Regions from separate parts of the Homo sapiens genome. Here region 2 is linked to region 1. The links are chromatin loops, found by intact Hi-C in ENCODE. Cell type or tissue: Calu3. All regions are shown on one strand. Links, peaks and the distances in the headings refer to the core of each region. The heading gives the core; the rest is flanking DNA. Region 1 overlaps CEMIP (cell migration inducing hyaluronidase 1). Region 2 overlaps CEMIP (cell migration inducing hyaluronidase 1).

The links. A loop is a pair of places that touch in the nucleus more often than their neighbours do. Peaks named below come from ENCODE experiments on the same cell type or tissue, not always from the same donor. Only the 100,000 strongest peaks of a DNase experiment are listed, where the experiment ranks them.
Region 2: a loop joins it to region 1, with 4 times the contacts of the local background. A loop is called at or near these places in 18 of 110 quality-filtered maps.

The regions. Positions count from the first base shown.
Region 1 is chr15:80,788,542-80,804,891 of GRCh38, reverse strand. All of the region lies in intron 1 of CEMIP (cell migration inducing hyaluronidase 1), which reads right to left. Among named protein-coding and RNA genes, the nearest start is that of CEMIP, 17 kb to the right of the region's middle. In Calu3, for the core only: no CTCF peak of the experiment used is centred there; no DNase peak of the experiment used is centred there.
Region 2 is chr15:80,947,675-80,964,024 of GRCh38, reverse strand. It overlaps CEMIP (cell migration inducing hyaluronidase 1), which reads right to left. Exons shown (of 30, transcript NM_001293298.2): 30 at 12,254-15,228. The coding sequence ends at 15,101. It also overlaps a transcript of MESD not described here. Among named protein-coding and RNA genes, the nearest start is that of MESD, 34 kb to the left of the region's middle. RefSeq lists enhancers at 8,452-9,424, 9,425-10,396, 10,397-11,369. In Calu3, for the core only: no CTCF peak of the experiment used is centred there; a DNase peak (open chromatin) is centred at 8,054.

The sequences.
Region 1 (16,350 bases), core at 3,737-11,736:
TTATTGTTGCTTTTATTAAGCAACAACCAAAAGCCTTTCCTATGTGGCCCTTTTGCTTGTCCCCTAGTTCAAGTACTATGACAAGAACTCTGTCTCCCCTTATCATCAACCAGAGGAAAGACCTCGGTTTTATCATACAAAGAAGATGAGTTTGCTGTGACATTACAGACTTTCCCAGAGGTTTAGAGATTTTCACCTGTGAAGGAATCCCAGTCATTCATTAGGAAAGACGCACGTGCTTTCAGCAAGTTGAAATCCTGCATGGAAACCTCTCCTGGGACATCTGGAGCAGTAGGTGAGGCACCTGGCATCCTTGCCCAGATGTCAGAGCTGACAAGAGCCTAGAGCCAGTCCAGTCCAAGCTTCTTGTTTCTCAGGTAGAGGAACTGAAGTTCAGAAGAGTCAACCTTCCTCCGGTCACATGGCCACATGGTATTGAAGCTAAAAGTAAAACCTAGGCCTTCTGTCTCTTAGTCCAGAGCTCTTTCCACCAAACCACAATTATGTCTTCAAAATAAAGGAGACACTGTCTCCCATATTCTCTGACTATGCAGCCATATTATTTACAAAAAAGGCACTGAAAAGCCATTGTTTTCTTCTGCAAGATGCAAGTCACAGGGATCAGCCTATAGAGCTGAAAAGAGATCTTGGGGTCTGATATGGTTTGCCTGTGTCCCCACCCAAATCTCATCTTCAATTGTAGCTCTCATAATTCCGATGCATTGTGAAAGGGACCTGGTGGGAGGTAACTGAATCATGGGGGCAGGTCTTTCCGGTGCTGTTCTCTTGAAAGTGAATAAGTATCGCAAGATCTGATGGTTTTATAAAGGGGAGTTCCCCTGCACAAGCTCTCTTGCCTGCTGGCATGCAACATGTGCCTTTGCTTCTCCTTTGCCTTTCACCATCATTGTGAGGCCTCCCCAGCTGTGGAACTGTGAGTCCATTAAATCTCTTTTCTTTAGAAATTATCCAGTCTCGAGTTTGTCTTTATTAGCAGCATGAGAACAGAATAATACAGGGTCCATCTGATTTATATTCCAGATGGGATCATTGCAGTCCAAAGACAGCCATTTACCCACAACAGAAAATGAGTCAGAGGCAAAGTAGAGACCTGTGGGTCTGGAGCCCAAGACAGACTTGAGCTCAGACAGCAGATCTCTTCCACGCCACAGATTAGCTATGTGTCTGTAGAACCGTTGCTTAACCTCTCTCAGACCCTTTTTTTCTCAGCTAGATAATCTGGATGGTCTAGAACCAACTGCATGGAGCTGTTGGGAAGTCTAAAGGAGATAATGAATGCAAATACTCATCACGGTGTCTGGCCATCAGCATCATCATTGTCATCTTCACCACCTTGTCTTCCCGTCCAGGGAACTTTCCATTATAATATTTTGCTGCTTCTAAGATTCTTTTTCATTTTTTTTTTAATTCTAAAGTTAAACGTTTTGGGTTTGGCATTTCTTAATCCAGTGCCTAGAACTTTGGGTCAAAATTGAATTGAATACTTTCCACACATCTATCAGGAGAATAGCATTCCTGCCTAGTGATCTGATGACCATGGGAAGTCATCCATAGCTTTCTGAAATATACACTCTTGTTCTAGGGAGAAATGCTGTCCCAATAACCTCCTTGTATATGAGGGGACAGAATCCAGCCATCCTGTGGCCCCAAGGGAGGTTCTGTACAACTCTGCGGGAGTGGTCACCCATGATGTAAAGTCTGGTTTCTTTACACGAGGAAGTACAGAGTGGCAGGAGCAGTTCACAATTGAGCTGAGGAATCACTCTCTTCCTTAGGGCTCTGAGAAGCGTGAATGAAGAATAATGGTGTTTAGGAGCCCTCCAGAGCCCAACCATGCTGGCATCCTGAGCTTGGACTTCTAGCCTCCAGAACTGTGAGAAATATATTTCTGCTGTTAACAAGCCACCTAATCTGTGGAACTTTGTTATAGCAGCCCAAACTGACTAAGACAGTGTCTCTGACAAGAGATCCCAGTTCGTCCTCACCATTCCTTTACAAAACCAAGGGTATTCCTCCCATCATTGTACAAATGAGAAAACACAGGCCTGGAGAAGTTAAGTTGCTAGTCCAAGTTCATACAGCAAGCTAGTAGCAGAATCTTGAACCCAGGACCTCTAAGTCCAAAGCCATTGCTCTCCTGACCACATTCCAAGATAGGCATGTGAACATGTCAGAAGTCTTCCAGGAAATATATCCAACCAATAGATTTATTTCAGTCATTCAAACATACAGAGAAAAGCAGCAGGAACTGACCCAGAATTGCAGGAAAGTGATGTCACTGCTCTCGCCAGCCCACGCCCCATGGTCATTATTTTAAAAGCGATGAGACCATCCATTAGAGCTGGCGCTGGAGTCATGCCCCTGTCAACATCCGGGTGTGTGGGCAGGGCCTGAGCACATCCTCTGGAGGCTGCATTGCTGACACTGTGGGTAAGGGCTGGAGCCTCGGTGGGTGGGGCCTGCCCACGCCCAGCTGAAGGCAGAGGCAGAGCCATCAGGAAGGGCGAAAGGGATAACAGGGCTTTGGCCCCTGCCCAGCAGCCGTTGATGGCTTAAGCCAGGCTTCAGGACATGCAGCCATGATTCTGTACATATGTCCCTTTCCCGCCTTATGGTGTCTGCCTCCTGGGTACCTCCACTCTCAGGTGCCAGCCCTGTGCCTTGTTACTGCTCCTTGTTACTGTGCCTTGTTACTCAGAGATTAGAAAGCTGATTAATGCAAGCACCAGGCCATGTTGGCAGAATTAGGACTCAAAGAAACAATGCAATATGACCCCATGAGTACTTCCAAGTACAATAGTACAGTTGTCCCTTGGCATCTGCACATTAGTTCCAGGAACTCCCTCAGATACCACACTCTCCAGATGCTCAAGTCCCTAATATAAAAGAGTGTAGTATTTGCATATAACATACATACATCCTCCTGTATACTTTAAATCATCTCTAGATTACTTATAATACCTAATACAATGTAAATGCTTTGTCAATAGTTGTTATCCCGTATTATTATCCTGTAAGGACAAGAAAAATAGTCTGTACATGTTCAGTGCAGATGCAAACATATTTCAAATATTTTCAGTTTGCAATTGGTTGAATCTATAGGTATGGAACCCACAGTATGGAAGGCCAATTGTACTACAGAGTAAGTACCTCTATCAAAGGTGGGTGTGGTGGATTGATCACAAAAATCAATCAACCATTCCACTCATCCTTCTCTCCTCCCCTCAGATCCTTGTCTTTTGCAATGTAACTATGCAGCTTCTCCCATTAAAAGGTAGAGTCTAAATCTCCTCCCCTTGAACATGAACTGACCTGGCTTCAGCCAAAAGAAAGCAGCAGAAGTGCTGGTGTGCCATTGGGTTTTGAGATCCAGGCCTCCAGAGGCCATGCATGCTTTCCTTCTCTCTCACAGAACAGCATCAGTCACCTCGAGAACAAACCCAGGCTAGTCTACTGGGTGATGAGAGACGCATGGTCCAGTCACCCTCATCCACTGAATTGAGAGCTAGCCAATGCCAAACACATAAATGAGGCCATCCTAGACCAGCCAGCCTCCAGTTGTTCTGCCGATAGATACAAAACAGAGTTGAGATTAGCCAAGCCTGTCCGGATCAGCAGAACCAGCTGGTTGACCCACAGGACAATAATACACAGTTGTTTCAAGCCACTGCCTTGGGGGTGGTTTATTACACAGCAATAGCTTACTGATACATTGGAGAAGGAGAGAGGGAACTCTTCACAGAGAAGGGGATGCCTCAGCAGGGTCAGGAAGAATGAATGGTAGTTTGCTAGATGATTGAGCAGAGAAAGCAGCATTTACAGCAGCAAGATGGCAAGAAGCAGCATTGCATCAACAGGACCATAACAATCCTAGGATGTTGCTAGAGTCTAAAACAGAAGGGAGAAGCAGCTGGACAAGAAGCTGGAGAGGAAGGTGTAGCCCAGCTACGGTAGGCCCTGGGCCCCAAGGCTGAGCTGTATCCCCAGAGATCCCCAAACCTCTGAATCAACAGTTTTACTTTATAACAGGTTTTTGGAAAGTTATTAGAAGGTGTAAACTCAATGTTTTTGCCCCTACATCGAGTACTGAAATATTTCAAATATGAACAGAGATGGCGAGAATATCAATTACCCTGCAAATCTATTAGAATGTGAATTTCTTCTCTAACTCTGATCTAAAGTAAGGTTTTCAAAAGATTCCCTCAAGAGCATGATGATGGTTTGTAAAGACTCCCTAAGAGCATGATCATGACATGTGTTTGATGAAAAATAAAGCCTGGATTTTGGAAAAAGTCCCAAAGTAAAATGACATGAAAATCAAGGTTTTCCCAAGATTTTATTAAAGAGAAATACCAACAGTTTAAAAGTAGTTGCCTCAGCCAATATTAAGTACCCCAGCTGTGGGAAGACGTGGAAAAGCCAGCCACATTCAGCCATTAATGATTTTATTCATTCATTCCGCAAAGGTAGCAGTCATTGACTCTGTCAGATCCTGCAATAGGCCCTGAGACTCTACAAATAAATGACATGAGACCTGCTCTCTCGGCAGTCCCAGACAGAGGGCGAGAAAGGACATAGAACCACACCCCACCATACGACTCACATGGGCTATAAGAATGGAGGTGCTCTGGAAACCCAGAGGATGGTGAGGTGATTTCAGCTACCCCTTCAACATAGGCTATTAACAAATTTCCAGCCAGGTGCAGTGACTCATGCCTGTAACCCAGCACTTTTGGAGGTTGAGATGGGAGGATCACTTGAGTCCAGGAGTTCAAGACTAACCTGGGCAAGATGATGAGATCCCGTCTACACACACACACACACACACACACACACACACACACACACATAAAATTAGCTGGCATGGTGTTATGTGCCTGTAGTCCCAGCTACTCAGGAGGCTGAGAGGCAGAAGGATTGCTTGAGCCCAGGAGTTCGAGGCTACAGTGAGCTATGATCATGCTACTGCACTCCAGCCTGGGTGGCAGAGAGAGACCTTGTCTCTCTAAAAAATAAAAAATAATAAATTTCTTTACAAAATTTGTGATCAAGTCAGGGCTTATTTCACTTAAGATGAAGACCTCTGGTTATACTACCATGTTGCTGCAAAAGACAGGATTTCATTATTTTTTGTGGCTGAATAATATTCCATTGCATATATATACATTTTCTTTATCCATTCATCCATTGATGGACACTTAGATTGATTCCATATCTTTGCTATTGTCAATAATACTGTAATAAAAATATAAGTGCAAGTATGTCTTTGATACTAATATATTGATTTCTTTTCCTTTGGGCAGATGCTCAGTAACAGGATTGTGCAGGGTAGTTCTATTCCATACACTATTTGTGAATAAACCTTTCATAAGCTCTCATTTTGCAGAAGAAACTATATATGACTCTCAAAATTGTGACTTCTCTCCAGACCAGGCCTTCCCTAGCCTGGGCCACAAGTGGGAGTCCCAGTGTGGCCTCTTTCAGGCCTCAACTCATTGAGAGAAACACAGACGAGGCCCTAGGGAAGAGCCATCTATTTCCTCTCCTAACCAGTGCTGCGCAGGGACTGCCTAGATCTCGTGCTCACAAGGCGGCTGGCAGCCCATTGTGCCACTCTGGGCTAATCCTCACTTGGCTAAATCCTTAGTGCAGAACATCCCTAAGCTGACCACATCTCTGCAAAACCTGAGACATACCCAGGCCTGGTCTGCTAAGATGGAATCTGTGAAGTTTGCCCAGATGGTCAGATCAAATGTCTGGCTGAATTCCCACTGTGCTAGCTTTATCTCATTCCTGTCATCTTCCACACTGGTAACTGGATCAAATAAGCTTTTACTGGCAGGACAAATCAACGGATAAAGGAAAGACTGTTCCATGAAGCTGTCCTGGGATAGCAAGTTAGTAAATTGAAGGGAAAAGTGTGTTAGAGTTTCTTCTTGCACTATGAACTGAAGTAAATTTGAGACAGGTCAAAGAACTTAAAAATCAATCCACGGAACCTCTAGAAGACTCTAGAATTGTACATTAAAAAATAAATCAATATGTAAATGATCAACACATTGAACTGCATGAAAATATTTTACATATTTTTCAAAATAACTGAAAGGGAAGAATGGGAGAGAAAACTTCAAATATGTAATGAGATCAGACCTACTGATAAGAAAAATATGAATACCCCATCAATAGGTATATGATATGAATACATAATTCCAAAAACTAAAAATAACTAGTAAACAAATACATAGGATGGCTTTCAACCTCTCCAGTTATCAAAGAAATACAAACCTATTAGCTATGAATTTTCACCTGTTAAAATGATTTTTTAAGTTATAGTAATATCAAATATCAGTGTAAATAACACTGTTGTACACAATTAGTGAGACTGTTAATTTGAATAAATCTTTGGAGGCCATTTTCTTGTTTACTTATACTTCTAGAAATCATTCTATGGAAATCAGCAAAACTTGGGAAAAAACATATAAAACGGTCATTTTAAATGTTAATAGTAAAAATTTAGAAAAATTTGATGTTATTTTATAGCAATTAAAAAGACGACTTTGAAAACTGAAAATGCTTATGAATAAACTTTAAGATGTGTTACGTATAAGGTAAAATTCTATCAACGTTATGTAAAAAATATACAGTAATAACACTAGAAAAATATTCATCAAAATTCCTATAGTGTCTATCTTCAGTAGTAGGATTATGGGTTTTTCTTTTTCATTTCTGTACTTTCCAAGTGATAAGGAAATACACGGTTATATGGCTTATATAATGGAAAAATGTGTAATATGTATATACACATGCACCATGTACATTCTTTTTTAAAAAGTAATAAAATACCTCCCTTGACCACTCCAACTCCTAGTTATTGCTCATTCCTCCAAAAGTCTTAGAACCAGGCTGGTTTCACACAGTGCTTAGAGCACAGACCCAAATGTTTGTGTAATGAATTAATTAATGAAGGAGCATTTCCTTTCTACACAGTGGCCTAAAACACAGTGGAGGCGGCCTGGCATTGCTTCCTAGTGAGGATGGGTTATACTCTGCTGTGGTAATAAAGAACCCGAAGCTGCAGGACTTCTTTCTCATCTAGTTCCCAGGTCCACCGTGGGTGTGTGGAGGACCCTGGGCTGTTATGGGCACCTAAGTACCCAAGCTGGCCCCTCCATCCAGGCCATTGCCAGTCACTGCAGCAGAGGAGAGGAGCTAAAGAACCGTGTGTTAGTTTTTGTACGTTTCTTCTAGAAATGACACACACAACTTTTGTTCATATTTCATTGACTAAGACAAGACACTTGACCACAACTAACATCGAAAGTGTGGAATGCATTAGCCTCCCTTGTGCCCAGAAAAAAAGAGGGACTGGATGTTGGTGAACAGTGTGACTGCTGCTTTTCTTGTGTACACATCTCTCTATCCCCTTAGACCATGAGCACCCCAGGAGCAGCTGGACCCTGCACGCCTCTGTCCTCCCTGCACTCTCCCTACCCTCCACACGCCAGCACTGCTCATGCCTGGCAAAGCACCGGGACACTGTAGGTGCTCCCTGTGGCATCGAATAGCGATGGAGGTTGTGTCTACACCAAAGATATCATGATCCCAGATTATATTCAAATACACATTGTACTCTATTTATAATCATCTATAATGATCTGCAATCACCTCCACTTCTCAATTTCTGACAATCACAGGTTGCTGTGCACAATTCCCGTAGGCAGTTCTGGCCAGGTTCGTCAAACTGGTGCCATGAAGTGTCACACGAACCTTTCCAACCTTACCTAATAAGACTTCTCTGGACATCTTTCATGCCAGAGCCTCATCTCTCTCCACATCCAGCTTCATCCTTACACCCCAGCCACCCTGAGCCACTCATAGCTCCTTTAATGTACCAGGTTATCTGATTGCCCTTTGCCTAAAATGCCCTCTCTAATCAACAGACAAATTCTTACTATACTTTGTAAGGTTCAAGTCAAAGATTAATTCCCCCAAGAATAATGAGGTCCCACTTTTCTGCCCACTCTTTGCCTTATATGGACATAAAATGCATTAATCTCATGTGTTCTCCTGACCCCAGTCACCCACCCCACGCTCCCAGATTGAAAGGTAGGAGCGTAAGTTACTGGGTTTTGCATTCTCCATGTCTGGTGTAGAGTGGTTGATTAATAAACGTTTGCTGAATAAATGGTCTAAGCAACTGCAATATCTCATGGTTTTATTGATCTACCTGGCAGTGACTCAGAGCTCTCAAGCCTTGATATCTTTTTCGGTAAACAGGTCAGACTGATAAATGTATTGGTGGCTTATCACACACATAAGTGGGACATGGAACATGCACCAACAGTCTTGTAATAAGAGCATTTCATCCAGAATACCCTGAGTCTGCTCATTCATTTCCTGGCAGTCTCCTTTCGAATACATCTTGGGTTTCAAGTTCTCCATCAGAGCTCTCCAGGATGAAAAATGGACCCACTGAGAGCACACATTAGTGACAGTGGATTTCACTGCAGCCCCATCCATTTGCTAAGCACTCTATAGTTCTGAGTGTAATCCACAAAGAGAAGCTACTTCAAAGCCCTCTTTAAAATACTTGCTAAGGCTGGGCACGGTGGCATGTACATGTAGTCCCAACTGCTCGGGAGGCCGACACAGGAGGATCGCTTGGGCCCAGGAATTTGAAACCAGCCTAGGCAACGTAGTGAGACGCCCCCGCATCTCAAAAACAGCTAAATAAATAAACAAAAAAGAAATCAAAATAAAATCCTGGTAAGCTCTTATTAAATGCTATTTTTAAAGTTTAAAGTTATGGGAAAAGCCACCTCTTTATGAAAATATTTTCTGGTACAAGCTGTGTGTTACTGCAATAATAAATTGCAACATGAATCAGAGGTAATTTTGTATCATTTCCTCAGAGATAATAACAAAAAACTCCATATCATTTAAAATTCTCTTATCCTCTGTCACCCAGGCTGGAGTGTAGTGGTACAATCATGGCTCCATGCAGCCTCAAACTCCTGGGCTCAAATGATCCTCCTGCCTTAGCCTCCCAAGTAGCCAGGACTATACATGTGAGCCACAGCACCTGGCAATTCCTTTTTCTTATAGATGGGGGTCTTGCTGTGTTGCCCAGGCTGGCCTTGAACTCCTGGGCTCAAGAAATCCTCCCACCTTGGCCTCCCAAAGCACTGGGATTATAGGTCTGAGCCACTGCACCTGGCTTTTCAAGAGCAATGAATAACTCCTGTTGAAAAGATGCAAGGTTTCTTGCTTGGCCGTGCCCAGTGTGTCCTGGAGTATAATCTCCAGCCCAAACCCACTCTAGTCTTCCTAACATCCACCTAGATGCTCATCCCACCACCTGGGAGTTCTCCTGGACACCTCCCTCTCCCTTACCCTATGTCCAATCCACCATCCTGTCTGTCCATTGCATCTCCTAAACACCAGCTGGATCCACCCACACTTCTCCTTCCCCACTGCCTCCACTCCAACCCACCATCACCAGGTCCCTAGCCCAGCACCATAGCATCCCCTGCCATCTTCCTGCATTTATTTTTGCTAACTATTGCCTATCACCCCCACCTACCCAGACAGAGAGCAGCCAGAGGGATCCCTTTAAAAAAAACAGAAAAATCAGACAATGTAACTCCCCTGCTTGAAATTTCATGTCTTCCCATTGCTTTCAGGATGATGTTCACAGTCCTGAGCATGGTTTAAAAGATGCTGCATGATCCCCTTCCTGCCCCCTCACCCCTGCCTCCCCTTCAGTCCTGCCTTGCTCCTCACCTCACTTTCCCTGCCCCAGCCAATCTGGGCTTCTCTCACTCTCTGTCTTGAGGCCTCTTTGCATCCTCATTACCTAGGACATCCTTGCCCCCACTCTTGGTCTTTCTAGCTTCTACTCACTATCCTCCTAGGCTCTGCCTATGTTGCTTCCCAAAAGAGGCTTTCTCTCCCTGCTCCCACTTCTACTTCCACCAGCCACTTGTAGCAGATCCCCTATTTTTTCTCCTCAAACCTTTCAACTTTTCTTCATATCACTGGCCACAGTTTGGAATCACATACGCCCGTGATTTTTTCATATCTATTTTTTTATATTTGTCTCTCTCCCTAGACCTACACTGTTCCACTAGCCGCCTGTGGCTATTAAGCACGGGAAACATGGCAGGTCCGAATTGAGATATGCTGTAAGCAGAAAATACATACCAATTTTGAAGATTTAGTATAAAAAAATGTAAACAATCTCATTACTTTTTATAGTGACTACCTGTTGAAGTGACAATAGTTTGGATGTATGAGGTGAAAATAAAGTATATTATTAAAATTAATTTTACCTGTTTCTTTTTAAACTTTGTCTTAGTGGGGCTACTAGAAAACTCAGAATTCCAAATGTGGCACCCATTGTATGTCTCCTGGACAGCACTGCTCTAGACTGTAATCTCCATGCAGGCAGGTCTCAGCTCATTTTGGTCACTGCTGCATCCCCAGAGCCTAGCAGCCTCTGCAATATTATAAGCTGACTTCAGTAAACTGCTAAATGAGGGAATAAATGAGTGAATGAGTCAGACAAGCAAAGGAAAAACTTCTGGTTAAAAAAATAGTCATATGAATATGGATACTACAAGTTTGTAAGCTCACTGTTATTTTGTGTGAGGGAGAAATTTCTGATTTGGGACCATTTGGAACAAGCTACAACCCTCTCTAGGGGCCAGATGGGACTACTAGGTCACCTGTGGTTAAACCAGATAAAAATCACAGACAACAGAAAGGCAAAGATAAACTGCTGGAGGGTCTTTGACCTCAAGTTGTCCCACTTTTCAAATCCCCAAAACCAGGAACCCACTTGGCAACACTTTGACCTAAAAATAAAATCATAAATAACAAAAACAACTTGACAAAAGCATTCTACTTAAGTTCAAAGATGACCCTAGTGTTAATAAAACTGTAATGAGCACCTATTAAGAATTTCTGGCGGGGATGCCCAGTTTCATGTGGTGTTTGTTTTTCATCCTATCCCACTAATGAATATTTAGCTCAGTGTTTCCCCAACATAGGTCCCACAGCACCCAAGTCTCAGAAAGTCCTCTGTGAAAATAGAAAGGGAATTCCCTAGACCAACACGTCTGGGAGATACTATACACTATGCACCTCTCCCTGAGAGACATGGTGCATGCTGGTTTACAAAGCCATTGAGAAGATCTTGGAAAATGAAAACAGGTCAACTTTGTTTATCCCAGTTTGTCTCAAACTTGTTTGACCTCAGAATATCTAGTAACAGCTCAAGGAAGCGATGCTCCCAAGAAATGCACTTTAGGAAGGGCTCATCTAAGCTTCATTTCCAAAACCGTAATTAGTGATAAATTATTCTGATCTTGTGGGTAACCCTACCTGTGGGAAACCCAGCTGTGATAACCAGAGTTCCACCATTCAATGGTAACCACTCCCCTTCACTTTGGGTAAGAGAAAAACACCCACCACAGAAGACTTAACCTCGTGTTGATAATGTGTGTAGTTATGCATAATGACAAGTAAATAAGGAACTTTGAGGGCGTTGGTCTAACACACCCAAATTAATTATGTGCCTCTCAACATCTTCCAGTTTCAGAGAGCAGAAGGGGGAAAGACGTCCTGAATGAAAGCAAATAATTGGACAGGTTACACAGCCAAGCTAGGCAAGGAGTTTGTGCCCTTCAAATTTCACTATTGCACCAACCTGCTGCCACCCATGTCAATCTCAAAACCTGCAGCTCCAACGCTTACCCTCTTAATGTGATATTCTGAGCCAGGGCACAGAGATACTAGCAAGTCTGCTTTTTACACTTCTTAAACTGTATTTTCATCAGAAGTCAGAAGACCTGGACTACCTTTCTCTATTCTGTGTCCTACCAATATATGTAAAGCACTTATAAAGTGACTGTAAGTAGTAGGTCTCAGGAAATGCTAGTAAGTAGCTCTCCTCTCAGGACAACATTCATGCCTGAATGTCTCAGTTCTGGAGATACAATGGTGACTGAGATGGACTAGTTCCTGATCTCATGGAGTGTTGAGCTTGACAGACACCACACCGAGGAGACACAATCTCTATCTCTGCAAGGGAACACTAGAGCACATGCCTTGGCCATTCAGATTCTTGTTCTAGGACCAGCTACTGCCCATAGCTTGCCAAAGGTTTAAAGTTTGTAAATTCCCCCAAAGTCACAGCATGGCCATCTCTACATACAGTGTCTGCTAATTCAATCAGCTACATTGACAATTGGAAGAGACATGCTATTTTGTATACCTAGTATGTACAAGATCATAACTCTAAGAAGTTGCCGTGTATTAGTTCACATAGTACACAGAATAATATATAATCATCCTATTTTAGGGGATGGATAAGCAACTGAGGCACAGAAAGGTGAAGTAACCTGTCCAAAGTCAAGCAGCTAACCAGTGCAGGAGGTAGATTTATAACTGGGACTGCTGGGCTCCAAAGCTTATGCCCTTTCCCAGTTTATTACACCAGCTCTAATATTCTACAACCCAAGGAAGATATAAAGTAGACAGCATGCAAACTGGTGGAGAAAGAATATGGAGAACAGTTTATTTTGCAGTCAACAAAACCTAACTGGGCCCTTCCTGGAATACTTCATTATTTCTCTCTTTTTGTCTGATTAGAACCATCTTGGAGATATTGGTGATCTGAATTTAATGTGTTTCTGTTGAATGGAAGAACCCAGCCTTTGTGACTTTCTCTCCTCTGGCTACTTGGTGGGCATACTCAGATTTGCTTTAAGACCACATACAGGGATGGCACTAAAAGAATATTTGTGGGTGGGTTTATTTTGCTAAAATCACCCAAATGTCTGATGACAACTACAGTGCAGAGAAGAGATGAGGACTACGGAAGGTCACCCAGGGGGCATCGGCAGACCAGACCGCATTCAGAGTATCCATCTCATCCAGTTAAGCTTTGAGGAAATTTGAGCTGAATCTGCATCCTTCGTGGTGACTACTCCCTCCTCCCCAAAGGGGAGTCTCACTTGAAATGCTGTCCCTTTATCCCACTTTCCCTCTGCCGCCTCTGCTGCAGGTCAGTCAACAAGGCAGTTAGAAATGTGTCCAAGAATTCATGAAGAATTATGAAAAAATCATAATATCTGCACAGCTCACAAAAAGCCAGCACAGAGGCCACAGGATAAACCCTCCTCACCCCAGCCCTGAGACTGCATACAGCAAACAGGGATGCATCGGTCCAAAGGGATATTGTGAGACAAGGGCCTGGGATTAGGAGCCTCGGAAAATTTTCCTCAAGGGCTTGGAGCCTCTACTTGCAGCGGGAAGAAACCTCATGTTGGCAGCGACTCGAACCACAAGACCCCTGAAATGTCCCTGATTTAATCTTCTCTCTATCACCTTCTGGGCCCTATTACCCTGGTACCAACAATTCACTTCGGACAGCGCAGTTATCCTTCTTGCTGAAGGGTATTTACTGAGCCCTAGCAGTGACATTATCCGATAATCTAGAGTGAGAAGTGGGATTCTGGAATGCATTTCTTACCAAGAACACCACCCTTGGGAGGGAGGAAGACAAGCCCAACCTTAGATACCTGCCACCAGGTACAAGGACCTAACACCCACCAATTGATCACACACTTCACTCAGGTGAAAAGCTGAACTCCCTGACTCAGCTTTTAAGGATCTACAGCCCTGCCCCACCTTTATGATCTCATTTCCAGCCACAGGAAACTTCTAGTTCTTCTCTAAATATCTTTTTTTTTTTTTAATCCTCTGCATTCAGTTCAAGATATTCCTTCCTTCTTAACCCTCCATTCTCTGGCCTGGGAGAAATTGTACTTTTCTTTAAGGCCCAATCAAATATCACTTCCTCCATGTTACCTTGTCTCTTTCCCCAGCAAAGTAGTTTACCATCACTTTGTAGTGCTTCCATATTGCTTTGTTTATGCCTCTGTTACAGCATGGATTGTAGGTAGTTGAATGTATGTCTGTCTCCTCAACTAAACTGTGAGCTTTTCCATTGCAGGGAAATGCAACGGAGTCATCTCTGAAACCCAAGTATCTAGAAAGAATGGGCGGGTCAATGATGAGTGCATTCGGGTTACAATTACTCTCAACGAATTCAACTCTATGAATACTGTTCTATGAGTCTGATCTACTGTGAATTCTAATATTCCCCTCAACATGTTTTTTCAAAAGTCAAGATTTGAGCAACATTAGTTATTATGAAGAGCTTTTGGACTCACGGTGACATAGGTCTGAGTTCCAACTCCACCACCTTGAGCCGAGTGACCCCCACCTGGAGCTGCATAAGTGATGCGGCTTCACTGACCTTCTCCATCTGCAAAACAGGACAATGTCTTGTTCACAGTTGTCAGGAAGTTTAAATAAGATGATGCATGCAATGCTGTCTGCGTGAGTCTGAATGTTTTAGTTGCCCAATAAGCACTGAATATTAATGATGCTGATGGAAATAACCATAAAGCCACAGGAGTACAGACCTCTGAGAAATTGACTTTAGTCAGGCTTTAGTCTCATTCAAATACCAGAGCAGAATACACAAGAGTGAACATCAAATGTAGTGAGAAATGTACATGCTTGGGGGGCTGGTGTTCAGACGCAGGACTCATTCATTTGAATATTTAAAAAATATTTGAGCACCTACTATGTGCTAGCCCTTGGGAGTAAAACAGAACATGAAAAGTCTCTGCCTTTGAGCCAAGTAGGGGTCCTGTCTCTGAATGAAGAAAGGACTCTTTATTGTATTGGGACGTGGCTGAGATGAGAAGCCATCTCCACTGAGGGAAACCACAGACTTCTGCACCACGTATCCCACAATGGCCACTAAGGGCCCTTCATGAGCAGGGCTCTATTCAAATAGTGACTCTGCCTCTCTGCCCCTCGTTCCCCCTGAGCTCAGAGGGGTGATGTCCTCAAACAACCTCAACAGAGCAGAAGCTCAAGTTCATGCTTATTACACAAGATTCAACGGAAGTATCATCTTTTTGTATGTCAAAAATAGCTTTTTATTTAAATAAATTTTATATGGAGATGTTTAAAGTAAAAATGAACTTCACTACATGGTCATTCTCAGAAAACTCCAGGATATGTTAATGTGTCACCATTTGTAACATTACACTGTGATTTTAAAATGTAGAACAGATTTCAGCTGTTTCTCAGTCACCTGGAAAGTTCAGGCATACACATAACCCACAATTATGTGGTCAGAGGAATCTCCAAGCCTCTTCAAAGCTACCAACTAAACAGACACCACTGAGATGACCACGCCTTTTTATTTAAAAAAAAAATCATTTAAGCAAGAAGAAATCTCTGCATATGGAAGTCCCAAAGCCAAAATCCTCCAACTGCTTTCTCTCTCACTACCAGGAACTGAATTGAGAAATCTGATGAACTCTGTGGCTTCTTAAGCAGTCACAGACTAGTGACACATCAGCCCAGCAGAATTTGCAAAACATTCTACTACGGAGCACCACAATTCCTGCCCTCTCCGAAAAGGAAGGGAAGTAAGGGAGAAGGGAAGAGAGCAACGTCAGATCCCAAGTCTGAAGAGGACACACGTTCCTGTCTTCTCCACTTTCTCTGGAAGCCCCACACCCCAAATTCAAATCAACAGGGCTCAGAGGAGCCTTTAGCATCACCAAAGGGCTTGTCTGCCTTGTCTCTGGTACTGATCTCTGCCTGGGAGACCACAGCAGAACCCACACCAACTGGGATGCTAACCTTCCAAACAGAATGGGCCCTGGAAGTGGGTGTTTACCAGGGACAGGATGAGAGTGAGATAAGAAAGGCACTCGCCTTGGGTGCAAAACTGAAGAGGCCACCAAAAAACTCAATAATCAATATAAAGAATAGTGCAATGCAACACTTTAAAAACCAAAATTAGCACCAAAAATTTCATGATGAATGAAATATCAAAATTCTAAATAAAGATAGGGTCAATATTATTGATTTTTTTTTTTGCCTCTAGTGCTTATGTTTCCTTGTGTCTAATATAAAGCTTTAGAGTCGTCTGGCCGTGAGCATGGGGCTCAGCTGCAAGCACCAGTTGGAGCGGAAGAGAGATGAGCAGGCTCACTCATGGCTCAGCAACGTTAGTGCAAAACAACCTTTTGCTGAGTAACATGCAAATGGATCTAAAACATATGGATTAAACGCCTCTGAAAATAAACAGGGTTTTAAAAGGAAAGGAAAGGAAAAGTACTTAGCCACTATGTTTGAGGTTTTCCTGAACCCAAACCTTTGGAAAACTAGCATTAGAGTGAATTACTCAGTGCCTGTAACACAATCAGCTTTGAAATAGGCTTGTCATAAACC
Region 2 (16,350 bases), core at 4,783-12,782, 160 kb before region 1:
CTTTTCCTAATTGAATACCCTTTCTTTCTTTTTCTTGCCTGATTGCCCTGGCCAGAACTTCCAATACTATGTTGAATAGGAGTGGTGAAAGAGGGCATCCTTGTCTGGAGCCAGTTTTCAGAGGGAATGCTTCCAGTTTTTGCCCATTCAGTATGATATTGGCTGTGGGTTTGTCATAAATAGCTCTTATAATTTTGAGATCTGTTCCATCAATATAGTTTGTTGAGAGTTTTTAGCATGAAAGGCTGGTGAATTTTCTCGAAGGCCTTTTTTGCATCTATTGAGATAATCATGTGGTTTTTGTCGTTGGTTCTGTTTATGTGAGGGATTACATTTATTGATTTGCATGTGTTGAACCAGCCTCGCATCCCAGGGATGAAGCCGACTTGATCGTGGAGGATAAACTTTCTGATGTGCTGCTGGATTCGGTTTGCCAGTATTTTATTGAGGATTTTCGCATTGATCTTCATCAGGGATACTGGCCTAAAATTCTCTTTTTTTGTTGTGTCTCTGCTAGCCTTTGGTATCAGGATGATGCTGGCCTCATAAAATGAGTTAGGGAGGATTCCCTCTTTTTCTATTGATTGGAATAGTTTCAGAAGGAATGGTACCAGCTCCTCTTTGTACCTCTGGTAGAATTTGGCTGTGAATCTGTCTGGTCCTGGACTTCTTTTGTTTGGTAGGCTATTAATTATTGCCTCAATTTCAGAACCTGTTATTGGTCTATTCAGAGATTCAACTTCTTCCTGGTTTAGTCTTGGGAGGGTGTATGTATACAGGAATTTATCCATTTCTTCTAGATTTTCTAGTTTATTTGCATAGAGCTGTTCATAGTATTCTCTGATGGTAGTTTGTATTTCTGTGGAATTGGTGGTAATATCCACTTTATCGTTTTTTATTACATCTATTTGATTCTTCTCTCTTTTCTTTATTAGTCCTGTTAGTGGTCTATTTTGTTGATCTTTTCAAAAACCCAGCTCCTGGATTCACTGATTTTTTTGAAGGGTTTTTTGTGTCTCTATCTCCTTCAGTTCTGCTCTGATCTTAGTTATTTCTTGTTTTCTGCTAGCTTTTGAATGTTTGCTCTTACTTCTCTAGTTCTTTTAATTGTGATGTTAGGGTGTCGATTTTAGATCTTTCCTGCTTTCTTTTATGGGCATTTAGTGGTATCAATTTCCCTCTACACACTGCTTTAAATGTGTCCCTCAGATTCTGGTACATTGTGTCTTTGTTCTCATTGGTTTCAAAGAACATCTTTATTTCTGCCTTCATTTCATTATTTACCCAGTAGTCATTCAGGAGCACGTTGTTCAGTTTCCATGTAGTTGTGCGGTTTTGAGTGAGTTTCTTAATCCTGAGTTCTAATTTGATTGCACTGTGGTCTGAGACAGTTTGTTGTGGTTTCTGTTCTTTTACATTTGCTGAGGAGTGTTTTACTTCCAATTAGGTGGTCAATTTTAGAATAAGTGTGATGCGGTGCTGAGAAAAGTGTATATTCTGTTGATTTGGGGTGGAGAGTTCTGTAGATGTCTATTAGGTCTGCTTGGTCCAGAGCTGAGTTCAAGTCCTGGATATCCTTGTTAATTTTCTGTCTCGATCTGTCTAATATTGACAGTGGCGTGTTAAAGTCTCCCATTATTACTGTGTGGGAGTCTAAGTCTCTTTGTAGGTGTCTGAGAACTTGCTTTATAAATCTGGGTGCTCCTGTGTTGGGTGCATATATATTTAGGATAGTTATCTCTTCTTGTTGAATTGATTCCTTTACCATTATATAATGGCCTTCTTTGTCTCTTTTGATCTTTGTTGGTTTAAAGTCTGTCTTATCAGAGACCAGGTTTGCAACCCCTGCTGTTTTTCGCTTTCCATTTGCTTGGTAGATCTTCTTCCATCCCTTTATTTTGAGCTTATGTGCATCTCTGCACGTGAGATGGGTCTCCTGAATACAGCACACTGATGGGTCTTGACTCTTTGTCCAATTTGCCAGTCTGTATCTTTTAATTGGGGCATTTAGCCCATTTACATTTAAGGTTAATATTGTTATGTGTGAATTTGATCCTGTTATGATGATGCTAGCTGGTTATTTCGCCCGTTAATTGATGCAGTTTCTTCATAGTGTCAATGGTCTTTACAATTTGGCATGTTTTTGCAGTGGCTGGTACAGGTTGTTCCTTTCCATGTTTAATGCTTCCTTCAGGAGCTCTTGTAAGGCAGGCCTGGTGGTGACAAAATCTCTCAGCATTTGCTTGTCTATAATGTTTTTTCTTTCATCTTCTTTGTGATGGTATATTTAGCCAATATCTGACTGTTGACTACTTAGGTTGTTTTACAGTTTTCATCATCATATAAAATGCTGCAGTGAATATCCTTGTCACAAATTCTTGTGCATTTCTGTAGCTCTTTCTTTAGGATAAATTCTTTGACAGAATTTTGGAGCCAAAGTCTGAATACATTTTGCAGTCATTTTTACTTAGTACTAAATTGCTTTACAGAAAATTTGCACCAAATTATTCTTTTATCCTCATTGTCTAGGAGCATTCATTTCTTCTGTCTTTTATAGTTCTTTTTAATATTTTCTAGTTTACTAGGTGGATAATAGCATCTCACTGTTGTTTCAATTTGCATTTTATAATTACCAACAAGGTTTAGTTTTTGAATATATCTTTTGCCATTTTGCCATTTATATTTTTTCTTATGTAATCTGGCCCCCTTTTGCTGTTTTTCTTTCTTTTCTTTTCCTTTTTTTTTTTCTTTTTGTTCCTTACTGCTTTGTAAGAGCCTCTCATATAAAATATCAGCAGAGTCTCAGCAAAAAGCAGATGGCATGTTAAGGAGCATTTAATGGCAGGATTGTTTGCAAATTGTGTGCATAAAGTTTAGGGATCCCAACAAGGAGTAGTGCAATAGCCCTGGGCTTGCAAAAGTGGGGGCCAGTTACCACCCCTAAGCCTGGCGATACTGAGAGAGAGGGCAATTACTGGGACCACGAAAGGGCTCCTGACCAAAGCTCTCATCTTCCTTAGAGGGATACAGTCAACTCACAGAGACACAGTAAAAAGGGAGACAGTGGCATGAATTCCCTAACCCAGGACTTTCCTTCCTCCCTTCCATCTGTTGACGGTGCCTCCAATTGGCCAAACCCAACAGGGAGCCAGAGGGCCAGGGAACAGCTGCTGGACATGTCTCGGCCTCTTGGGGCCTTAAACAGGGCAGAGAAGGGTGTAGAATTGATCTGGAGGCAAACAGAAGATGACTAGACACCCAAAGATAATAATTTCTTTTCTGGGATATGTATTTTAAACTCGTTTCCTGTCAATATTGTTTAGAGTTTCAATAATTTTATGTAGGCATATCAACCAATTTTGATGATTTTTCCTTTGATATTTTGTTTAAGAAAGCGTTCCTCATCCCCAACATTGTGTCATTATTCAACCATATATCAAGTGTTTTCCCTCTAGAATTTGAAGGAGAAATAATTATTTAAAAGATGCAAATAAGTAGAATTTCATTTTAACAGCTTAATTCTTTCTTTCCAAGGGAGTGTAAGTCCTTGTACTCCTTCTTTCCACTTTGTGTAATTGGTTGGTTGAATGTGCTGATCTTGAAAGGTACAAACTGGGAAAGAGTTTTTTTTTTTCTCCGTGCTTTTTTTTTTTTTTTTTAAACACAGGATGTTGTCTGTCACCCAGGATGGATTACAGTGGTGTAATCACAGCTCACTGCAGCCTTGACTTCCCTAAGCTCAGGTGATCCTCCCACCTCAGCCTCCTGAGTAGCTGGCACTACAGGTGGGTGCCACCACACCCAACTAATTTTTGTGTTTTTTGTAGAGATGGGGTTTTTTCCATGTTGCCCTGGCTGGCCTTGAACTCCTGGGCTCAAGTGATCTGCCCACCTTGGCCTCCCAAAGTGCTGGGATTACAGGTGTGAGCCACCACGCCTGGACTCAGTGCTGTCTTAAACCCCCTTTGTTCACTCAGCCTTCTGTCAGTGATGAGCTGGCTGGGACCAGCTGGTGAAAACCAATTGTTAAATAGACAGGAATTTTACAAGCTGGTTGCGAAACCATTGCAGCTGAAAATCAGCCATGATGGGAGAATTTACACTATGGGCATCAACAAATACTACGAACAGGGCTTCTCCCACCCACCGCCCCACTCCCCCTGCTTCCAGTTGAGTTTACCTGCACACCACTGCTCTTACCCACTTCTTTTTGAGCACTTCCAGGAGATAATGGGGACATGAGCTATTCTTCTCTCTTCCACTTTGCTTTTTCTCTCCACTTCTTCCATCTCTTCCTATTCCTGCTGGCTCCTGCAGGGGCACAAAGGTGGGGGGATTGGAAGAAGAGGGGTTAAAAATCTTTAATAATTTATGTTATGGTAGAAAGAGGGTTCGTAAGTGTTCTCCGTTATGGCAGGTGTCCATTTATTGGCTGTTTGGCATGTTTGGAGAATATGCCCAAGATCCCCCTTACCAACTTTGATCTGAGCAAGACATTTTCTAGCTGAATACTGGTGAAACCCCTTGGAGTTGCCCTATATCCTCTTTCTATCAGGAACCCCTTCAGCTAAGCAGGCAGCCACTTGGAACAGGGCCCTTTCAAACTAGCTCACACCAGGGCCGCACTAATTTCCACAATGTACACTTGACTCGTGGGAAGCCTCACACATCCTCCCAGCCAAAAGGAGTGAATGCACTGACCCAGAGGCTGCCCTTCATCCTTCCAGGCACTGCGGCAGCTCCAGCCTCCATCTACCTTCGGTCATCTCTGGGCGAGAGGCACCTTCAACCTCTACCCTCTCACATGGCAGGCATGCAAGGCAGGCTCTCCGGAAAACTGTCTCCCCCAACTCCAACAGCAGCTGGATGACCTGTGAGTTTTAGGCACTCAGCAAGTGTCCAGCTGAGAAGTAAAATGTCAATCTCTTCCTTTGGTAAATCTCCGCAATCTCCCCAAGAGGGGTTCTCTTGGAGCCTCTCACCGGGCTTAGGGGATGCACCCTTTGAGAGAGGGGAAACCCAATAGCACATTGACTCTTGTAAATTTCCTTCAGGGCATCTCCCCTTCAATGACTCTCCAGCCTTCTCTTCCTTAGCCTGGAGGTGGGTCACCACTTCTTACCAAGTCCTTCACGGCTACTCTAGGGGCTTTTCCTCAGAATATGGGGGTAACTGTCATCTATTGCCTCAACAATTGCCATTCCATAAACTGACACATCAAGGACCTTGAAAAGACAATCCTGCTCCCAACCTGATCACATTGAAGACAGGCTGCAATTGCAAGGCCTCTGCAGATTGTTTATACTGCTAAAGGGTGGTGACCCCTGAGAGATAGTTCTTTGCTCAGCAGAGCACCTTGATGAGTGTTTGGATATGAAAAAAAAATGCCTAAGGCCAGGCACGGTGGCTCATGCCTGTAATCCCAGCACTTTGGAAGGCCAAGGCAGGCAGATCACCTGAGCTCGGGAGTTCGAGACCAGCCTGGGCAACGTGGCAAAACCCCATCTCTACCAAAAAATAGAAAAAATTAGTTGAGTGTGGTGGCGCATGCCTGTGGTCTCAGCTACTCAGGAGGCTGAGGTGGGAGAATTGCTTGAACCTGGGAGGTGAAGGTTGCAGTGAGCCAAGATCGCACCACTGCTCTTCAGCCTGGGTGACAGAGTGAGACCCCATCTCTAAATTAATTAATTAATTGAAATAAAATAAATGCCTGGGACCAATCTTTTTATTGATGAGAGAGCAACAATTCTATACCTGATAAGGCAAGGAGAATTCTGATGTTCTAGTAGCAGCCTGACCCAGGAATTTACTTAAGGTGTGTGTAGGCGAATGGGAGGGTAGAGGAACTTCTGGGAAATGATGACTAATATTCTATTTGAAGCTGTTGCTATGCCATATTCCTAAATCTTCAGCAAAATTCCGCTATAAATAACTTCCTTGTGTTTGTGTAATTTGAGGAAATCAAGAAGAAAAGAGGCAATCTGGGATGGTGAATTTTATGTATCCACTTGACTGGGCCAGGGGCTACCCAGAGATTTAGTCAAATATGATACTGGGAGTTTCAGTGAGAATGTTTCTAAATGAGATTGACATTGGAATTGGTAGACTGGGGAAAGCAGATGGCCCTCCCTAATATGGGGGTGGGGGGGTGGGTGGCGCTTCATCCAACCAGTGGAAGGCCTGAATAGAACAAAAAGGCTGAGTAAGAGAGAGTTCCTTCTGCCTGACAGCCTTTGAGCTGAGACACTGCTTTTTGGGCTGAGCTGAAACATTGGCTCCTTCTGGGTTTCAGAGCCTGCCAGTCTTCAGACTGGAGCTACACCACAGCTCTCCTGGGTCTCAGGCTTGTAGACTGCCAGTCTTAGGACTTGTTGGTCTCTGTAATTGCATGAGCCAATTTCGTGTGTGTGTGTGTGTGTGTGTGTTTTGCAGTGGATGGGGATTGCCAAGTTTCTTCCAATCATGGGAGCCTAAGCAAGTTCAGCTAAATATGAAGAGAGGAAAGGTGGTCTCTAAAAACTGACCACGCTCAAGCAGCCAGTGTTTACAGTGGTAAGCCTGTAGGCAACAAATAATTTAATTTTATTTTCTTGGCAGAACCTGAAGGTCTTTCATTTTTAGCTGGGAAACCTAGGTTGGTTACATACTGTTACTGCTGTTGTGGCTGGACTCCTCTTTACCCAGGTGTTGTGTGGTCATTTTCATGTCATCTTTCTGTCCTCTCTTTATGGAGACTGTATTTTGTTTTTTTTTCTTCTGCAGTGGTAGGGAGATGTCTCATTTTTAAATGCTATTCATTATCATCATTAGTTTTTGTTTTCCTTCTTAAACCTATAATTATAACTCTGTTAATGTCTAAAACAACATGAGACAATTTCCTCCCACAAGAGAAGATGAAGAAGCTGAGCATGGTGGTTCATATCTATAATCCCAGCACTTTGGGAGGCTGAGGTGGGAGAATTGCTTGAGCTCAGGAATTTGAGAGCAGCCTGGGCTACACAGTGAGACCCCATCTCTACAAAAAAATAAATAAATAAATAAATAGCTGGGCATGGTAGCGTGAGCCTGTAGTCCCAGCTACTCAGGGGGTGAGGTAGGAGGATCCCTTGAGCCTGGGAGGTCGAGGCCACAGTGAGCTAGGATCATGCTTCTGCACTCCAGCCTGGGTAACAAAACAAAACCCTCTGTCTCAAACAAAAAAAAAGAGAGAAGATGAAGAGCTTAACACAGCCACCCCCTCTGCATGCTCCGTCCTTGTATCTGTTTTGCTTGTTATTACCATATATCCCAGGTTTGTAAAACCCAACTTTCCTTTGTAAATATTAACAATTGGCTATCTCAGAATTGCTTTTGGCTTTGCACCGAATTCTGTGTTTATATTTATAAAACTTATTGCAATATCTTTGTGGTTTTAGGGTTGGCTGCTGGCTTTTTTTTCCTGTTCCCCTTACCCCAATTGTAAATTCTTGATTTTGTTTCTCTATCTGATTAGAGAACACCTCAATGTTTTCTGGAAGAGCACCCTCGTGCTACTCTTTCTAAGCCTTTGTGTGTCCGAGAACTGTTTTCTTTTGCTCTCACCATGAATAACACCTAAGCCCAACTTTTCTGTAGACATGTTCCTTGTCTTCAATAATTAGTGTGTGGAGACCGGGGAAGAAAGAAGGAATCTTGCAGTCGAGGGGAGCAGTTGGACGCCTTCCGATTCTTAGCCCAGAGCTCTCCGTCCAACACACTTCATGTCATCATAGCTGGGCAGCCTTATATAAAATCCATTCTAAACTGGCTGCCTAGGCTCTTAGGGTCTTTTTTATTTTATTTTATTATTATTTTTTTAGACAGGATCTCACTCTGTCACCCAGGCTGGAGTGTAGTGGCGCGATCTCGGCTCACCACAGACTCTACCTTCCAGGCTCAAGTGATCCTCCCACCTCAGCCTGCTGAGTAGTTGGGACCACAGGCATGAGCCATCACGCCTGGGTAATTTTTGTATTTTTTGTAGAGATGAGGTTTTGCCATGTTGCCAGTCTGAGTCATGCATGACTCATGACAGTGTGAGCCACTGTGCCTGGTCTCTTAGAGACTCCTAAAACCACACTTCTCAGCCGGGCGCAGTGGCTCACACCTGTAATCCTAGCACTTTGGGAGGCCGAGGTGGGTGGATCACCTGAGGCAAGGAGTTTAAGACTAGCCTGGCCAACATGGCGAAAACCCGTCTCTACTAAAAATGCAAAAAATTAGCCAGGCGTGGTGGCTCAGGCCTGTAATCCCAGCTACTCAGGAGGCTGAGGCAGGAGAATCGCTTGAACCTGGGGGGCGGAGGTTGCAGGGAGCCGAGATTGCATCACTTCACTCCAGCCTGGGCTAAAGAGACTCTGTCTCTCTCACACACACACACACACACACACGCACAAACACACACTTCTCAAACTTTACTGTGCAAACAACTACCCTGGGTCCCTTCTTAAAATGCAGATTCTGATTCAGCTGATCTGGGAGAGCCTGAGATTGGGCATTTCTTTTTTTTTTTTTTTTTTGAGACGGAGTCTCTCCGTCGCCCAGGCTGGAGTGCAGTGGCGCAATCTCGGCTCACTGCAAGCTCCGCCTCCTGGGTTCACGCCATTCTCCTGCCTCAGCCTCCCGAATACTGGGACTACAGGCACCTGCCACTGCGCCCGGCTATTTTTTTTTTTTTGTATTTTTAGTAGAGACAGGGTTTCACCGTGTTAGCTAGGATGGTCTCGATCTCCTGACCTCGTGATCCGCCCGCCTCGGCCTCCCAAAGTGCTGGGATTACAGGCTTGAGCCACCGCGCCCGGCCGAGATTGGGCATTTCTAACCAGCTCCTGGTTATACTCCTGGGTGGTGCTGAACTTTTTTTTTTTTTTCTAGTAGAGACAAGGTCTCGCTGTGTTGCCCAGGCTGGTTTTGAATTCCTGGGCTCAAGCGATTCACCTGCCTCAGCCTCCCAAAGTGCTGGGGCTACAGGTGTGAACCACCTCCCCCAGCTGATGCTGATGATGCTGATGCCATTGGCCCATGGACCACACTGAGTAGCAGGCTTTAGAGCACAGGCATCCAATCTTTTGGCTTTCCTGGGCCACATTGGAAGGAGAATTGTCTTGGGCCATACGTAAAATACACTAACACTTAACGATAGCTGATGAGCTTTAAAAAAATGCAAAAAAACTCATAATATTTTAAGAAAGTTTACAAATTAGCGTTGGGCTGCATTCAAAGCCATCCAGGGCTGCATGTAGCCCACTGGCGGTGGGTTAGACGAGCTTGCTTTATAGCTTTCAAAGCTGAGTCATGCATGTTGTTGATTCTGTTTGATGCTCCTGATTGTTTTCTGTGAGGGAGGGCAGTTCCTGGGACAATGAACTCTTCCCTTCCTCCATCCCCTCCCCCAACCCTCACCATTACCTCTGTCTGCTCTCCTTCTCACCCCAACCCAGCCCTGAGGACATGAGGGCACTGCCAGGTGCCTGTGGACTTGATCCTCCCAGGATTAAGCCCTTCCCACCACCCACATCCTACTCCTTTCCCTGCCATTGAGAAAACCTCTGCCGCCTACCTAGCCCCCAGGCTAAAACAGCTAGGATGGGGTCAAAGGGCTCAGGATTTTGGCTTCAGTACTGGAGGCAGGAGGGTTGCGCTAGGGTCGGCTTTTATGCCTTTGTTCAACACAGCAAGCACACATTACCCAACAGAACTCTGCCAGATATGGGAAAACCTATGGCCTATGCTCTGCAGGAGGCTACAGTCTGGAGGAAGGGGTGAATGTTAGCCTGGGACAGGGGGCGCAATATCAAGGCACTGGGCCCTGGGCCCAGGAGAGGAAGGAGAAAGCTGCCAGGCATGGGTCAGAGAAGGCTTTGTGTGGAGCTACGCCCTGGAACATGAGTAGGCGTGGGCCAAGCCGAGAGGAGAGAGGGCAGGGTGGGTCAGGTCATCTACCATGTTATGAGGACTCTAAGATCCTTGAGCCAGTGGGAGGGGATGAGGATTAGGGCTCATCTGGGGATTGGGGATGAGGAAGGAATGGGTGACCAGATTGGAGATGCAGGCATATGCCACCTCAGGGACTGCCTGTGTGCCCAACTCAGCATACCCTGTGTGCCTGTGGGTATGGGAACAAAATTCTCCCAAACGCCTGCTTCCAGCTTTGTGCCGTTGCGTTTTCTTTAGGCAGATGTTGTTAGCTGTCACTGCACTGACCTCTAAGGCCACCCCAGCCTCCATGAGTGAACGCCCATGCCTTCACCCCTCCTGTCTGTGGGGAGGAACCCCACCCCCTTTCCTCCAGCAACTCCTACACATCGCCTCCAGGCCTTCCCAGCACCATTCCCTCACCAGGAATGTTCTTTGCCCTTCTTCACTTAGTTCATTCCTATGCATTCTGCAAAACTTAACTCTGCCACACTTTTCTGACCTGTCCCCTCCCAGGCTGGTGAGGGAGAGCAGATCATCCTGTCTGTCTCCCTGCGGACAGGAACGGAAGGTGCCCACTGGTCACCTAATGCATTGCAGTGACTACTTGTGGGATCTGGTGACTATTGCAGGGACAAATGAAGGACCCTGAAGTGCCTGCCTGTCCCTCCACCCCAACCTCTCTGTGGCTTCTTTTGCTGTGCGTCTAGCTGGGTGCAGTGTCCCATTGCTCGACGGTTCCTCGTTGGCGTCTGCTTTCCAAGTCCTCCCTGGATGCCTCTTCTATGCACCTACTGAATCAGTGGGCTGTGCTCTCTTTCACACAGTGACACTTCTGGCTGAGAAGTCACTAGTAACCCCCCACCCTCTTTCATCACAGCCAGTGGGCCCTAAAGCTGACCCTGTGTTTGGCCCAACCCACCTTCCACTTTGCCTCTCATGACTGAGCCTTGATTTATGCCCAGGTGTTCTCAAGCCCACACTCTGATAGCTGCCCCTCTGTCAGACTCTGCCTCTTACAAAAGGCCCTTCTCTTATCCATCTCTGACTCTCAGGCCAACACCTGTCCTACTTCCACTCACTGACCTTCCCTGACCAATCCAGGCGATGATCACTCCCTGCCCTCAGAAGCCTGCCACACCACTCATTGGGCAGGTAATTTCATGTTCTCCATGGGGTCATTCTGTGTTCCTCTGTGTGCACCGTGCCTGGCACAGAGCAGGGGTGCAAAAATATTTGTTGACTGAGTGTGCAAGTGTGATCTCTTTCTCCTGGCAAAGTTTCCTGAAGGTAGAGGCCGTGTACTCTCTACTGCACAGCTGACTTTATGCCCAAAGCTAGTCTGCCAGATATATTTGTGTATTGGCAGCTTAAAACGACCAATCTGGTACCAGCCCCTTTAAGTGAATTGACTATACACAGATGCACACAGACAGACAGACAGAGAGACATACACACACACACACACACACACGAGACATAGTTGTTTTGTTTTTAAACCCAATGCATAAGACCCAGGAGCTCTTTGGAAATCAAGAGAAGAACTCTCTGTGGTGATGGAAATGTTTTATATCGACTCTATCCTATATGGTAGCCACTAGACACACATAGCCATTGAGCACTTGAAAATTGTGGCCAATGTGATTGAGGAACTGCATTTTTAATTGCATTTAATTTAAATTAATTTAAATGTAGGTAGCCCCATGAAGCTAGTGGCTGCCCTCCTGGACTGGCAGTTCTGGACCACTCCCAGTTCACCTGCTCTAACCTCTGCCTCTCACTCTCTCCCTTCCAGACCCCTGAGCCCCTTCCAGTGCTGCCTGAGGTGCCCTCTACCTGTGCCTGCCTCTCGTCTGCCAGTTTGATTTGGACCTGTTTTTCCCACCTCAGCCCCCATGCTCTTGTCAAACGTGTTTGGCCTCCAGCCAAACAGGGCCTGGGAGGAAAAGAGAGTCCTGCTTCTGCCTGGCTTCCCCATCGGGGAGGGGAGTTGAAGTGACAGCCTCCTGACAGCTTAGAAATGTGGAGGACGCAGCAAGTTCTGGACATGGCCAGCCATATGAATGATATCTTCTCTTTCTTTGAACCATCTCCACCTGCTCTTATGGACACCCCGCCTTGGGGCAAGGCAAGGTAGGATCTTGACATATGACTAGCTCTTGGGAATAAGGCCATGGAAGTAAGGCAGACACATGGGGTGATTTCATCAGCCTTATTATCCTTAGATAACTGTTTATCTTAGGTTATCCTTAGATAAGTTATTATCCCTAGATAAAATGAAGCCCATTTTAATAGAAAATGAAACAAACAGACAAGATGATGACATCCTTTGTATGTTTACTATAATAACAGCAAAATTTTTCCAAACCAGAGCCAATTTCCTTGGCTCTAGGTACACCCCTTCCAAGCAATGCAAAGGACATCTCCAATCATGACATTTAAGACAATTCTTTATTTCTCTGACAGTGACTTCTTGAAGTGCACATATAATAAATAAATAGAAAATATATCTTTGTTCATGGTGATGCCTACAAGAAATGTTTACATACAAACACTCTATACATCTAACTCCCGAAAAAGGACCAGCTATTTCGGCAACAGAAAAAAGACAAGCATTTCAGAGGAGCGTTGCTTTCCTTAAAGACCTAACTCACTTAAGTCTTACAAACAGAAATAACAAGGAGGACAATTTTCTAAGCAATAAGAAAATTTGTGCTACCAAGAAAATGCCTAGATATTGGCTCTTGGTGAATGGTTTAGGAAAGAAACTTTTATGTACAGATCCTGTACTGTGAAACATATGTACAACTCTGAGAACTTTCAAATAGATATCTTTTTTAAATGAACTGAGCCAAAGACATTCAACATTCCTGGCCACCTGAAAGTGATCACATCCTAAGTGGTTCACAGTGTGAGACCCTTGCATTAGAAGAGTGAAAACTCAACAAAACCGTGGACAAGAAGGACATGAGGTCATTTTAACTCTCCTCTCCATCACCACTAATCTCCCTGGAAGAAGTCCTTCCTGTGACTCTGGCCTTTGAAGCAGCCATATCTTTAAAAGCAGAGCCCTATGGTCACCTCCCAGCAGCTGAAAGATGTTTGGTGGGAAAGACCTCCCTGACAGTTGGCTCCCACCTGGGGAATGGACTCTTGGACCGAGTCTCATGGGTGCAGTTGGGTGGAGGGAGCCAGGCAGGCCCTCTTTGAAGGAAAGAGTTTGTGGTTGGGGCAGGAAAGGGGATAAATGTAGTTCATCACAAGACCCAGGGAGACTCTGGTGCCTCGTGCAAGATTATAAACCACAGATAGAGTTCTCCCTCTTACAGGAGCTCTTTGGGCTCTCTATAAGGTGGGCCAGGGAGAGAGCAGGGCATTAAGCAGCAGCTGAAAGGGACTGGGGTGGACCCAATAGCTGTTCAGACACCCAAGATCAGCCAAATTGGCTCACCAGAAACATGGCGAGCCCTACTCCCTCTGCTGGGCCTCACCTGTAGAGCTGCAGAGACAGGAGAGCCAGGTAGCACCAATGGGGAGTTGCAGCTACTGTGCACCCAGGCTGGGCTGACAGGTAGTGAACAAAGTGAAGGCCACAGGGACCGCCAACACCAAGGGGAGGGCGGGTTTGTGTGCGCTGGGAGCAGGAGGGAAGAGATCTGCTAGCTGTCATTCTACTCTAGTCATTTCCTTTCCTTCGAGGGGACTTGTCCCCATTTCCAGAAGCTACCTCAGGAGTGCCTGGGCACTCTGGGGCCGGTTGTTGAGGCAATGTGGTGTGGCAGCAAGGGCTAGGGTGGGGCTCCCCAGGCCCTCCCTTAGCTGTGTGGTTCTTTCCCATCTTGGGGGCTCACTTTCCCCATCTGTTAAAATGAAGGCTTTGGGCTAGATATTTTCTATATTTCCAGCTCTGAAATCCCAGGCCGAGGGAGTACGAGCACATCTAGGGTCTCCTGGAGGCCCCCTGTGCTCAGTTCCCTGGATGAAGAGCAAATGAGGCCCTAAGGCAGGAGCTCACTTCTGTGGACTTCACCCTCTTGGAGTCAGAGGCAGGGCTGCCTGGGGACTGAATTCCTCTGTGCTCATAAGCAGCAAAGCCCATTGCTCCCCTCTGACCACACTTCTCCATCATGAGTGGGCCAGAGAGACGTGAGCAAAGGGCGACCCCGTAGTCACCAGCTTCAGCAGGCAGCGGCAGGGAGGGCTGAATCCCTGAGCCATTCCAGAGGCTGCCTCATCTCCCCCCAGCAAAATGCCCCCAGCCTTCATTCCTGTAAGCAAGAAGCCTTCCTGAGCCTCCCCTCTGAAATGGCACTGGCCTCCATTTTACCTCTCTGTGATTTCTCCACCTGGCATTGCAGTGCACATGGACCTGACTGCCTGCCCTACTGGACTGCAGACCCCTCAAGCTAGGCATTAGTTCTCACCTCTCCATCCCGTGTGCGCTGGGGCACCCAGCATCATGGATATCAGTGGATATCCATGAACTGTTGGGTTCCAGGTACCATGTGAAATGCAGCAGATTTCTGGAATCTCAGAACTAAAAGGGCCTTTGAGAGTCATCTAGTCCAAGTCCAAACCTGCCACTCAAAGTCTCCTGAAAGGTGGACACGGCCAGAGGCAGGGCTTGCCTCTTCCCCAAGGATAGCCAGTTCTACCCCAGCTCCTAATCCTGTGAGGTTGGCTCTTGCTTACAGGAGTAAAGATTTCCTTAAGGCCAAGGCTCTTTCTCCTACATTTACCACCCTCACTTGTCTGCTGAAGACCATGGGGATCTGTGAATGACCAGCCCTCCAGACTACCTCCTAGCTGGGTCAGGGCTCCTGCCAAAGTGGATCTTTGCTGTCAGCACAACCCAGGTCTCCTGATATGGTCCCCAAACCCCCACTGAAGAGGCACAGATAGGAGAGAAGCACCCAAGAGGCTGCAGGAAAGTGAATGTTTCCAGCATTGGCCAGCACCGCCCCAGGGGCTCCAGGTAGACACTTGAGTAGGGGCAGGTGGCAGCACCAGGGTCTCTGATAGCCTTCCCTTGGCCCATCAGGGCTGAAACACGGCCTTCCCAGGCAGCTGCTGGCAGGGGCTGGGGGACCCAGCCATCCCCCACTGGTCTGCTGCCAAGAGTCACCGTCATAGTCTACCACGAGGTGGCACCGGGCGGCAGCTGTCCTCACAACTTCTTCTTCTTCACCACAGGGATGGGCACAACTTGGAAGATTTTGGCTTTGTGATCCTCAGTGTCCAGTGTCACCCAGATGGGCCGGAAGCTGCCTTTGAAGCCAACGAATGCCATTTGCTCTGAAAAGCAATGATGAGTCTCCTGAGCAAAAGCCCTATGAGAGGACGGCTGCCCCACCCCGTTCCATGGCTCCCCATCGCCAGCCCCCCACGCCCACCAGGTACCGCCTAGCCACACTGCACTGTGGCCCCTTGGGAAGAGCTCTGTGCTCAGCTACTGATGGTGCCTGACATGTGTTTGTATGGGGCAGGCAGGGTCTCACCTGAGCCTCACTGCCACCTAGGCAGGGTGATGGCTTTGTTGTAGACAGGGGAGCCATGCACAGCAGGAAATGGGGCAAACTGTAAGGGAGGAGACCTCCTAGGAACCTGCCTACCTTTGAGCTGCCCCTAGGACAACCAGCAAGTCCCTGCCCCTCTCTGAAGCCCAGTGTTCCCATCCATCAAATGATGGCATTGATCTACAAGATCTCCTTCCCCACTCTATCACTCTGTGGCTCTAGAAAGAGTTCTGAGAGGTGAAGAAATTTGACCAAGAGTGTGGAGTAAATGGTGCACCCCAGATTAGAACTCTAAACCCCTGAAACCCACACAGCACTCTCCATCTTGCAGTTCACAGCTTGAGCATCCGAGGGGCATGGGAATCCACGTCTATACTCAGCCCATCTTGGCAGGCAACATGCATTTATCACCACCGGGAAAGTGCCATTCAACTTAGGTCACCTTACATACATCAGCTTTTGGCAACCGGGATCTTAATTTAAAAGACAGAGGCTCCAAAATGATTTCAGGACTGGGCTGGAAAGGATACTTCTCTTTTCCTTATGTCCTCCTTTGGCTGGTTTGAAGGGTTTGCATTGCTTCTGATTTTTCTCATTGCCCCATATGATGGGTTTCTGATTTTGATGTTTTCCATAGTGAGGATGGTGTATAACTAAGAAGCCCAGCTTTGAGTTAGGAAGATTAGGATCCAAGTCCTAACCTTAAGCAAGTGGCTTGGCTGTTAAATTCTTGGTGTCCTCATCTTAAATGGAAATAATAGTACCTGCTGCACAGGTTATTAATGAGTAAGTGAGATAATTATAACATGTTGTGCAAAGTGCAAGGCTGAACATTGAATAGCAACCACAATGATCATTATCATTATTGCCCGTGGAGCTTCTCTGCCGCCCATACAGCCTC